2 separate regions of the Homo sapiens genome follow, and region 1 is linked to region 2. Evidence: chromatin contacts called from ENCODE Hi-C or POLR2A ChIA-PET data. All regions are on one chromosome and are shown on one strand. The core of a region is the stretch at or near the end of the contact, and the rest is flanking DNA. Distances in the headings are between cores, read along the strand shown.

Region 1 (4,954 bases), core at 1,675-4,174, 270 kb before region 2:
TACCCCCACTATTCCACCAAAAACACTCTTGTGAAAGTCACCAGATGATGGTTCTTCAGGCTATCATCTGTCTCCTGAATTATTTTAAGAGCCTCCCTAACTGGTCTCCTTGTTCCAGCCCCTGCTCCCTTCACTCTATTCTCAATACAACAGTCAGAGGGATCTTATAAAACCGTAAGTCAGATCATATAATTCTGTGTGAAACCCTCCAATGTTATCCCACTTCAGAGTAAAAGTTAAAGGGTTTATTTTGATCTCTAAATATTTTGATCCCTATGATCTAGTCTCTTCTTACCCAAAGTATGGGCCTCATACCAGCAGAACTGGCATTCTCTGGGAGCTTGTTAGAAATGTAGAATCTCTGGTCCTAAGATTTTCTAAATCAGAATCTGCATTTTCATCAGCTCTCTTGGCAATTCATATGTTTGAGAAGGACTGATGTAGTCCTCTACTGCCTCTCCTGCTGCTATGTGCTGCTCTAGTCACACTGTCCTCCTGGCTATTTCGATAAGATGGAAACTCTCCTGCCTCAGGGCTTTTGCACCTACTGCTCCCTCTGTCTAGGATAATCTTCCCCAGAAAACTGCATGCCAGTTGCCTTATTTCCTTCAGGTCTTTATTGAAGTCACTTTCTCATTAAACACTTTCTGGCCCATCCTGTCTAAAACTGCATCCCCAAACCCTTCCTATCCCTTTTCTCCACTTTTTTCTTTTTTTAAACTATAGTTCTTATCAACATAGTATATGTTTTGCTTATTTATCCTGTTTATTGTCTGACTCAACAAGTAGAATTTGAACTTTAAAAGGCCTATGATTTTTATCTATTTTGATCAATGCTTTCTATCTAATGCCTGGAACAATGACACATAGCAGATACTCAGAAAGTTTTTACTGAATGAATATAGTAACTAAGCAGCCTTTAGAAAAGTCTTGGAGAACACTTTCATCTGAGTAGTGAGGTCAAAGGCGGATATCAACGAGGTGAGACATAAATGTGAGGGAAGGAAACAGAATTACAAAGTATAGCCTATTTTTTAAACAGCTCTAAAGAATATTAAAATAATTCATCTTAGGGATTAGCTAGCACTTCAGTCTATTAGTGAACACACTTTCTCTTTGCCAAATAACTTCTAAACATCTAGAAAAGATAAAAATTCAAGTGGAACAGAGATTTTCAAGGGAAGAGGTGGACTACTGTTATTAACCCTTTTCTATATCTCTTTAAATATTTGTCAAAAGATCCCACAGAAAGGAGAAGGGGGTGGGATGGGGAAAGGAACAGAAGTCAGCTAAAGTTACTAAGCATCTTGAATAAAGAACCACATTAAAAAATCTGATCTTTGGGAAAAAACTATTTTAATATCTGTGGTAATTTGAACAGAAAAAATGCATTTGTTTTTTAGAGCTAGCTCTGTGGCAGGTATTTCCTTAATGGTGACTATATAATTTTCTTAACTGGAGTCACCAGTGTTTGCTAGATTCCACATATTGTTGTACCAGTTCACAAAAACCAGAGCACTGCAAAAGATAATTGAATGCAGATTACAAAGTGGTTTATGATGGCTGTCACTCTCTTTGCAAAGTGAAACAAGTGCACCGTCTATTCTTATGATATAAAACTGCCTCTTTAGGACCTCTTACTTTGCTAGAAGCTTTGTTTTGAGGCCTATGGAGAAGTCCAGTGTCCTAAAGCAGCTGCTTACCCAGTGGTAGCCAGATCATTACTCTCCTTGGAACCGTCTTCATCTGCAAAAAGGGGCGGTAGGGTGGAGCTAGTCATCAAGTTTTCCATCTCTCTGAAAGGAAAAGAGAATAAAAAAAAATTAATGGCTTAATTACTTCCATTTCAAGTTCCACTAATTTAAGAGCCAGCCTTCTTGAACTTTATCATATAAGCAACAGAATAAAAACTGACCTAAATATTTATTTTCTTGACTTGGACACATCAATTTAAACTGTATGGTAAATGGGCCTTTTAACCTTGGTCTTATCAACTGACCAGACTGAAAACAAGTTAGGTTTTAACAAATGGGATGTGGTTTGGAAAATTCCTTTTTATTTATCCAGAGTATCTTCAAAAGTATTCATTTCCTGTAGAAATTGTTAAGCAGGGTAACTCAGAAGCACTGCCACTCTGAGCAAGCTATTTAAGCTCTTTGAGCTACAATTTCACCATCTTAGACTAAGACAAAATTGCTGACTTAACCCAAAGGGTTATTGTGAGAGATTAAAATGAAAGTGCTCCATAAACAGAGAAAATCTAAGGTAGTAAGTGCATTGAGTATTATATAAAGAAAGATATTGTTATTACAGCATTACCAGTTCTCAGTCCCAGATGAATCATCTATAGATTAAATGATGGCAAACTGAGCCCTCCAAAAGGAAATAATGCAAAGGAAGTAGAGGATGGAAGGCATGCTGATGTGGCTCTCAGTCAAAGAAACCACACTTCCAGGTCAGAAATATGCTCCACACACCATCATAACCAAGAGCAGAAATAGCATGCACCTGGGTACAGGAAACAACTAAGCTTAATTGAAGAAAACAAACAAATCACAAGAACTGAGGTTATCAGACTGAAAGGATAAAAGGACAAAGTGACAAAGAGAATAATTTCATTTGGCATATCACTATGAAAAACGATTTTTGCCTTTCAAGGCTTACCACAAAGGGCATCACCCCATGTAGTTAAAAGCAGCAGTCTTCCCTTCATCATGAAAGGGATATTCAAACAAAACATTCAGCAGTGACCCCAAACATCAGCCACTTACACAGAACTGCAAAGCACTCAAGAAAGAGTGCCTCAATCAATTGGGAGAATTGAGAAGCAAATTATGAGAATTCACTTAGGAGCTTCCTCAGGAGTTATTTCAGGCGCTGCTGCTGCTAAGGAGACCTGGTGAAACAGCAATTAAAAGGAAAGCACAGCGGCAAAGCAGAGCCAGGATCACTCCACTGAGGTGGAAATATGAAGAAAATGCCGATGACACGAGGACCACATTCTCCATGTTCAATGGAGTGATTTATTTCCAAAAGATAACACTGATGTTTTATTCCTTATTCTTACTTATTCTCACTTCTAAGTTTATTATTTAGCAGGCCAAGTTCCATAAACAGCTTGATGGGAAAAACACATCTCTGTACAAATATTACCCATTACAGTAGGTAGAGCATGGAAGGTAGAGAGGAACTTCTCACTCAACCATCATAAGCACTTTATTCTACTGCAGGAATGCTTGCAACCTCTTTTCAGTTCCTTCAAGATAAGGTGTTTACAAGTGGAATAGCTCTAATAAATACCACAAAATTCCATTCCACATGTTTTACTGAATAACCCTGACTCAAGTGTACTTAAGTTTTAATTCACATTATACAATACAAAGGCGAGATTAAAGCCTGGGCTGCTAACATCACCTCACACCAATGTCAATGTTCATTTTACCAAAAGAAAACTGTAATATCTGTTAGATACCATACAGACTAACCATAGTGAGCAAACATTCAAATGGCCAGGTATATACCTTAGGGAACTCACTTGACTGGCTTTTTTTTTTTTTTTTTTTTTGACAGTCTCGCTCTGTTGCCCACGCCTCCCAGGTTCAGGTGATTCTTGTGCTTCAGCCTCCCAAGTTGCTGGGATTACAGGTACGTGCCACCACACCAGCTAATTTTTGTATTTTTAGTACAGACGGGGTATCACCATGTTGGCCAGGTTGGTCTTGAACTCCTAGCCTCAAGTGATCCGCCCACTTCGGCCTCCCAAAGTGTTAGGATTACAGGTGTGAGCCACTACGCCTGGGATTGACTGGCTTCTTTCTAAAAGTATCCCTAGAAGTCAATGGCCTTTCAAGAACCTTGAGATTCAGCATTTAAAGCTCCTGGCATTGCTCCCATGCCTCAAAAGAAGATATATTATCTGGTGAGGGACAAATGAAGTGTCTTTTCATCCACTATGCCAACATGACCCTGTTAGAGTGTTTTCCAGATATCTTTAGTCATTTCTGAAACGTGGGGAGGCAGCTGGATAACATAACCTTAACAACATATAAACAGATCATATAAACAAAGGAAGTTCAGAGAACACACATTTTTTCCTTTTTTATTTTCCCTCTCTTAAGTTTGTTGTATTCAAACCCATATGGTTTCAGATATATTTTCTCAGTGTTACTGAGTAGTCAGGTCCCTAAGAAATGAGTAATAAAGTGGGTGGAAGGTTAAGGGGCCAAGATCAACAAAAGAAGGAAATGAAGAAAAGTGCAGTGAAACCCAAAGGCCTCTAAACTAGTCCAGTAAGTCGGAAAATACAATGATTCCCAAGAATATGTCTGGGATCCTGGGAGAATGCATTTCATATGGTCCATGAGGGAGTGATTCAAAAGGAATCACGGCTACCAAGCCACTGATTGCCAAAAGCCCTTCACATGTAGCATCTGTGCCTGATGATGTCCCAGTACAGAGGTCACACTGAACTTTGAAATTTTATGCAAAGCACTTAAGAAATGTAATGAATGCTGCTCTAAATGAGTAAAGAAGAGAAATTTGTTCAAAGGCAAAGCAATATACAAGTTTGGCTCTTCACTGCACTTTATACAAACAGGTCTATCATGCAGATGTTACCTAGTAGAGGGGACTTATCCAGTGAAGGCTTCTACCAGGAAGCCTCACAAAAATGATATTACTTTGCCACTTAGAACACTTTGAACCAGGGTCTGGACCTGAGCTTTGGAAATCCCAAAATTCCCTCTAACACTAACCACTCACTGAAAAAAACCTGACATATAAAAGAGTGCCAATTTAAAATATTTTAATGATGATTATAAAGATTGTAATGAGAATTATATTAAGCGTACTAGATATTTAATGACTAGTGAACACATTTTCTCTCTGTAGTCATCTAGTAGGCCAGATCATAATCAGAACATTGCTATGGTCAATATATGGCCAGAACAAAGGA
Region 2 (4,417 bases), core at 543-3,042:
AGGTGACTGATAGCAACATCTCACCAACTCACTCTCAACCAGCCACTTCAGTGGCCCCTCCAAATCAGAGTGGTTCCTGACTTGGAGAGCTGGATGAAAGATCATGCTTAATTTGCCTCGTAATATTACTTCCTCAACACTCTGAAACACAAAAAACACAACTTTGAGACAGCCTACTAGCTAAGTTTATGCCTGTTTGTTTCCTTCTGGCTTATTCTGCAGTGAGCACCTGGACTGATCATCTTAGAGCTGAGGAGGGGAAGGTGTGGGTGTGCCTATTTCTTACACTTCTTCATTCATGGTGGAATTCCACTATGGTGGACAGTGCTGCTGCTGCTGCTGCTGCTGTGTGGACTGTCTTTCAGACACTGCCATGTTTATGTTTAAAGCAGCCTCCAGATGCCATGAAGCTATACCATTTATGCATGCATACGTGCATGCATGCATTCATCCTGGCTCTGCCATTTACTAGCTATGTGACCTTGGGCAAGTTTCAGTTTCTTCATCAGTAAAGTAGGGCAAATAATAGTATGTCTATCATAGAGTTTTGTGAGAATTATGAGGTGTTTGTTTTGTTTTGTTTTTTTGAGATAGAGTCTCGCTCTGTTGCCTAGGCTGGAGTGCAGTGGCGCGATCTCGGCTCACTGCAACCTCCCCCTCCCAGGTTCAAGTGATTCTCCTGCCTCAGCTTTCTGAGTAGCTGGGACTACAGGCGCGCACCACCACGCCTGGCTAATTTTTGTATTTTTAGTATGGACAGAGTTTCACCATGTTGGCCAGGCTGGTCTCAAACTCCTGACTTCAGGTGATCTGCCCGCCTTGGCCTCCCAAAATGTAGTGTTGGGATTACAGGCTTGAGCCACCGCACCTGGCCGAATTATGAGTTTTTATGGGTAAAGGGCCTGGTACTTAGTAGTAAATGCTAACTAGAATTATTCTTGAGTGAAAACATTTATTTAGTATCCAATGTATTCCAAACAATTCAAGAGATATAGAGAGGAAAAACACTTAGACCTGCCTTCTGGGGACTTACATAATTACAAAACAATGTGGTATAATCGAGTTAGGCAAAACTTCATCACAGAGGTAAAATTTAAACTGCATCTTGAAGGATAAATAGGGTTTCAACAAATGGAACAGCATTAGAGGAAATACATTCCAAGCAGAAGAAAAAGCTTGTGAATAAAATAAAACTATAAAAGACTATGGAGTCTTGGCTGTTATTAGATAATACTTTAACTTCTTCTCTGATGTATACCTTCTTAAATAGGGGTCTAAAGTGGTTTCAGGGAACATTTTGGAACTTCTAATCTTATAACTAGTTATTACCAAGTTTATAATAATTATTATTAGTAGTAGTTAACTGATTCGTCAAAGAGTTTGAATTTAAAAATTAGTTGGAACTGAGCGGTGCTGCTTTGCAGGGGTGCATTTGTTGTTACATGATTCTTATCCTGAGATGACTACCATGTGACAGGAGCAGTGAACTGTTAGAAAAACTGTTGTGGTTAGAACAATTGGAACTGGATGGGCTTCTGGAGATTTCATTAAGTTTCCAAAATTAAGCAGATTTTACTTTGGTTTCTTCTTTAGATAGGAGAACCTCATGTTCTTGTGATAGCAAGGAATGATAATTTTTTTTTTCAGTCAGATCTCAAGAAAGTCCCTTTTACTCATGGAATTTCCATTTGTGTACCAAATTTAAGCTGTGTTTTATCTTCTGCAAAACTTCTTCCTGCAGCTTTGCTTTCACTTCCTCTCCCCACCCTTTTAGTCATATACTGAAGAGTTTGGCAGCTGGTTGAGGTGTCAGGTCAGCATTTTTCACTGTGGAAGAAGGAAAGGTTGGGAACAGTGACGTGGGTATGGTTGTCACATTTTCCTTTCCTTTTTTTTAAGTGACCCACATGTTCTTTAACAAAAGCCTAGTGAGAACCTTGACTTGTAAATTGTTCCCTAGCATCCTGGAGATGGACTAATATGTGGGATGACATATAGGCAATAGATCCTCACTGAGAGTGTCCTTAAAAGCCCACGTACAGCAGTGAGGATTCTTGACTCTGCCTCCATGGCAATGTGACAGATTTTATGGAGAGAGATGGTGGGCTTCGGGAGTCACAGAATTGGAGGAGCTTAGCAGTTCATTCTCCATCCTCCTTTATTATTAACAGATTCTCCTTGGGTGCCTTTAGGAAATGCTGTATATATGGTGTTTAATCTCCCACCTACACACTTTCCTTTTCTTCACTAATGGAAATTGAATCCAGCTTGAGGAGCTCCAGCTCTTTCTGCTGGCCAGTTTATTTCAAGATTGAAATCCATTGTGGATTTGTTTGTTGTTTTTTTGTATTTTTGTGGGGTTTTTTTTTGGTATCAAATCTGCCTGAAACTGTTGGACTAGAAGCAAACTAATTATTGTCATTGTATGGCAGTAGAGAGAATAAAAAACAGTAATAGGTTCTTAAAAAGCTGTCATGACTTGAAGTGAAATAGGCCACTCTTGAATAGCTTAATCTATAGCCTGAAGGGCTTTGGTCCTGAAAACTGTCAAATATGAAATAGGATTTTAGATCATGGAATCCTGGCTACCTCCTAGGGGCAGCTTCAGCCATTAAACTCTCCCATAGACTATTTCATCTAGAAGATTTGCTTTGAGATTATAAGGAATGTGGAGGTAAATGAGCTTTTCTTATCAAACATTCCATTTGGGTGCTCTGTATCAGACCTGTTCTGGCAAATAAATAGAAGACACCAGGATAGACTGTTTTATTTCCTTGTGTAAGTGCCTCAGGAGACACATTTCTTATTTCTCAAGCATAACTTTGGAGACTGGAGTTTCCCATTTGGGGAGCGTTGGTGTTGAGCAGGGAAAGCTGCTAGTTATTGATTGCCACTGAAGTCATTTCACAAAGGCTGTAAAACCCAAGGATTGCTCTTTGGACAGACCTGCATCTGGTACAGATTCCCCCTCTATGAGACTGTTGTAGGTTAAAATAGTTTTGACAGTGTCTTTAAGTGCACCTCTTTGTCTCCAAATATAATTAGTGTTTAAAATGAAGCCCTCGTGGTTAAGGTTTTGTGGCTTAGACAGCAGCTCCATCTGGTGCTTGCTAAAGGTGTTTGCCTGGTTCATGTCTCGGTTTTTTTGTTTTTTGTTTTTTATTATTATACTTTAAGTTTTAGGGTACATGTGCACAATGTGCAGGTTTGTTACATATGTATAAGTGTCTCGGTTTTAAACCAGATGAATACAGATGGACACAAACTTGTAAACGAATGTCATATGCAACATGGGTTCCTAGTGCACACAACACTGACATAAGCAAATGGTGTTCCTGGTGAGTCTCATTTGGCTATTCTGTTGATAAGTGATAGCTGTTAATCAGCTTAGCCATCTTTTGACTGAATTAACTTACTTTTACTCAAAGTGGGGAATTATTTTTACTATTATCTACTAGTCTTTGAAAAAGCAAATATATTGTACTACTTACAAAGAGAAAACTTAATCCCACTCTTATCAGAGTCTGTTTAACTTGGTTAACAAGATATTATGCCAAGATGCCTTATTCTTTTTTGTATTCAGTGCTGCATAGTGCTAAGTACACAGGGAATTTTTTAATTTAAATTCTTGGTGACTGACAGGAACTGCCCCCAAACTGTTAATAAAAGTTACTTCTGAATAATAAGTTTACATATGGTTTCTATTTTCTTTATGCTTTTCTGAGTTTCCACAGTGAGCATATACAACAAAAGAAAAAAACATCTACCAAAAAAGGTAAAAACAAAACATATTGTAGGTAGTTGTAGCCTTGAGTCCCAGTTCTGGGTCTTTCTTATTTACTGTGTGTCCTTAGGAAAGTCACTGTCTCTTCTAGGCTTCGATTCCTTTGTCCATAAAACACAGTTGAATTAGAAACCTGCACAGTTTTAACATTCTAAGTATTGTGATTCTTTCCTCTTTCCTGTTTTTTCAGCCTCTCACCCTGGCCTGTATCTTTCCCCAATATTACCATTCAACATTATCTAGGTTTTCCCATCTTAAAATAAGGAAATCCTTTCTGGACCCCCATCCTCCTAGCTCCTTCTTGCTTCTCCTTCCTGCCTACTCTTCTCCAAAAGTTATCTACCATTGCTCTATTATCTCACTCTTCAACTCACTGCAGTCTGGTTTCCATCCCCACCACTGAACCAAATAGTTCATGCTAAGGTCACAGATGAGCTCATGTTGCCAAGTCCAATGGGCATGTATGTAAGTCCTCATTTTCCGTTACCTCTCAGCAGCATTTGAAATAGTTATTGTCTTTCTCCTTCATGACATTTCCTCATCTGGCTTCTGTGTCATCACACCTTGGCTGTTAGTTTTCAGTTAGGGGAGAGGAAGTAGCCCCTTCTCCCTGGTTCACCCACCAAGGCCACC

What was found. A loop is a pair of places that touch in the nucleus more often than their neighbours do. ChIA-PET counts read pairs that join two places held with the same protein, here RNA polymerase II (POLR2A). Pooled maps may share reads with other maps.
Region 1: a loop to region 2 is called in a map of endothelial cell of umbilical vein, with 9 times the contacts of the local background. The contact joins two enhancer-like sites. A Hi-C loop is called at or near these places in 1 of 168 maps with a recorded cell type or tissue (endothelial cell of umbilical vein), 3 of 37 single-sample maps with no recorded cell type and 8 of 50 pooled maps. POLR2A ChIA-PET finds 5 or more read pairs at or near these places in 2 of 52 experiments (WTC11 and activated CD8-positive, alpha-beta T cell).

The regions. Positions count from the first base shown.
Region 1 is chr15:77,455,246-77,460,199 of GRCh38, reverse strand. It overlaps HMG20A (high mobility group 20A), which reads right to left. Exons shown (of 10, transcript NM_001304504.2): 2 at 1,704-1,796. The coding sequence starts at 1,792. Among named protein-coding and RNA genes, the nearest start is that of HMG20A, 37 kb to the right of the region's middle. Within about 2 kb of position 2,924, at least 2 of the 41 ENCODE cell types and tissues checked have a DNase peak (open chromatin) inside an H3K27ac peak, as active enhancers do; they include endothelial cell of umbilical vein, where a contact is called at or near this core.
Region 2 is chr15:77,185,371-77,189,787 of GRCh38, reverse strand. All of the region lies in intron 6 of PEAK1 (pseudopodium enriched atypical kinase 1), which reads left to right. Among named protein-coding and RNA genes, the nearest start is that of LINC00597, 38 kb to the left of the region's middle. RefSeq lists an enhancer at 1,824-2,043. Within about 2 kb of position 1,792, at least 10 of the 41 ENCODE cell types and tissues checked have a DNase peak (open chromatin) inside an H3K27ac peak, as active enhancers do; they include endothelial cell of umbilical vein, where a contact is called at or near this core.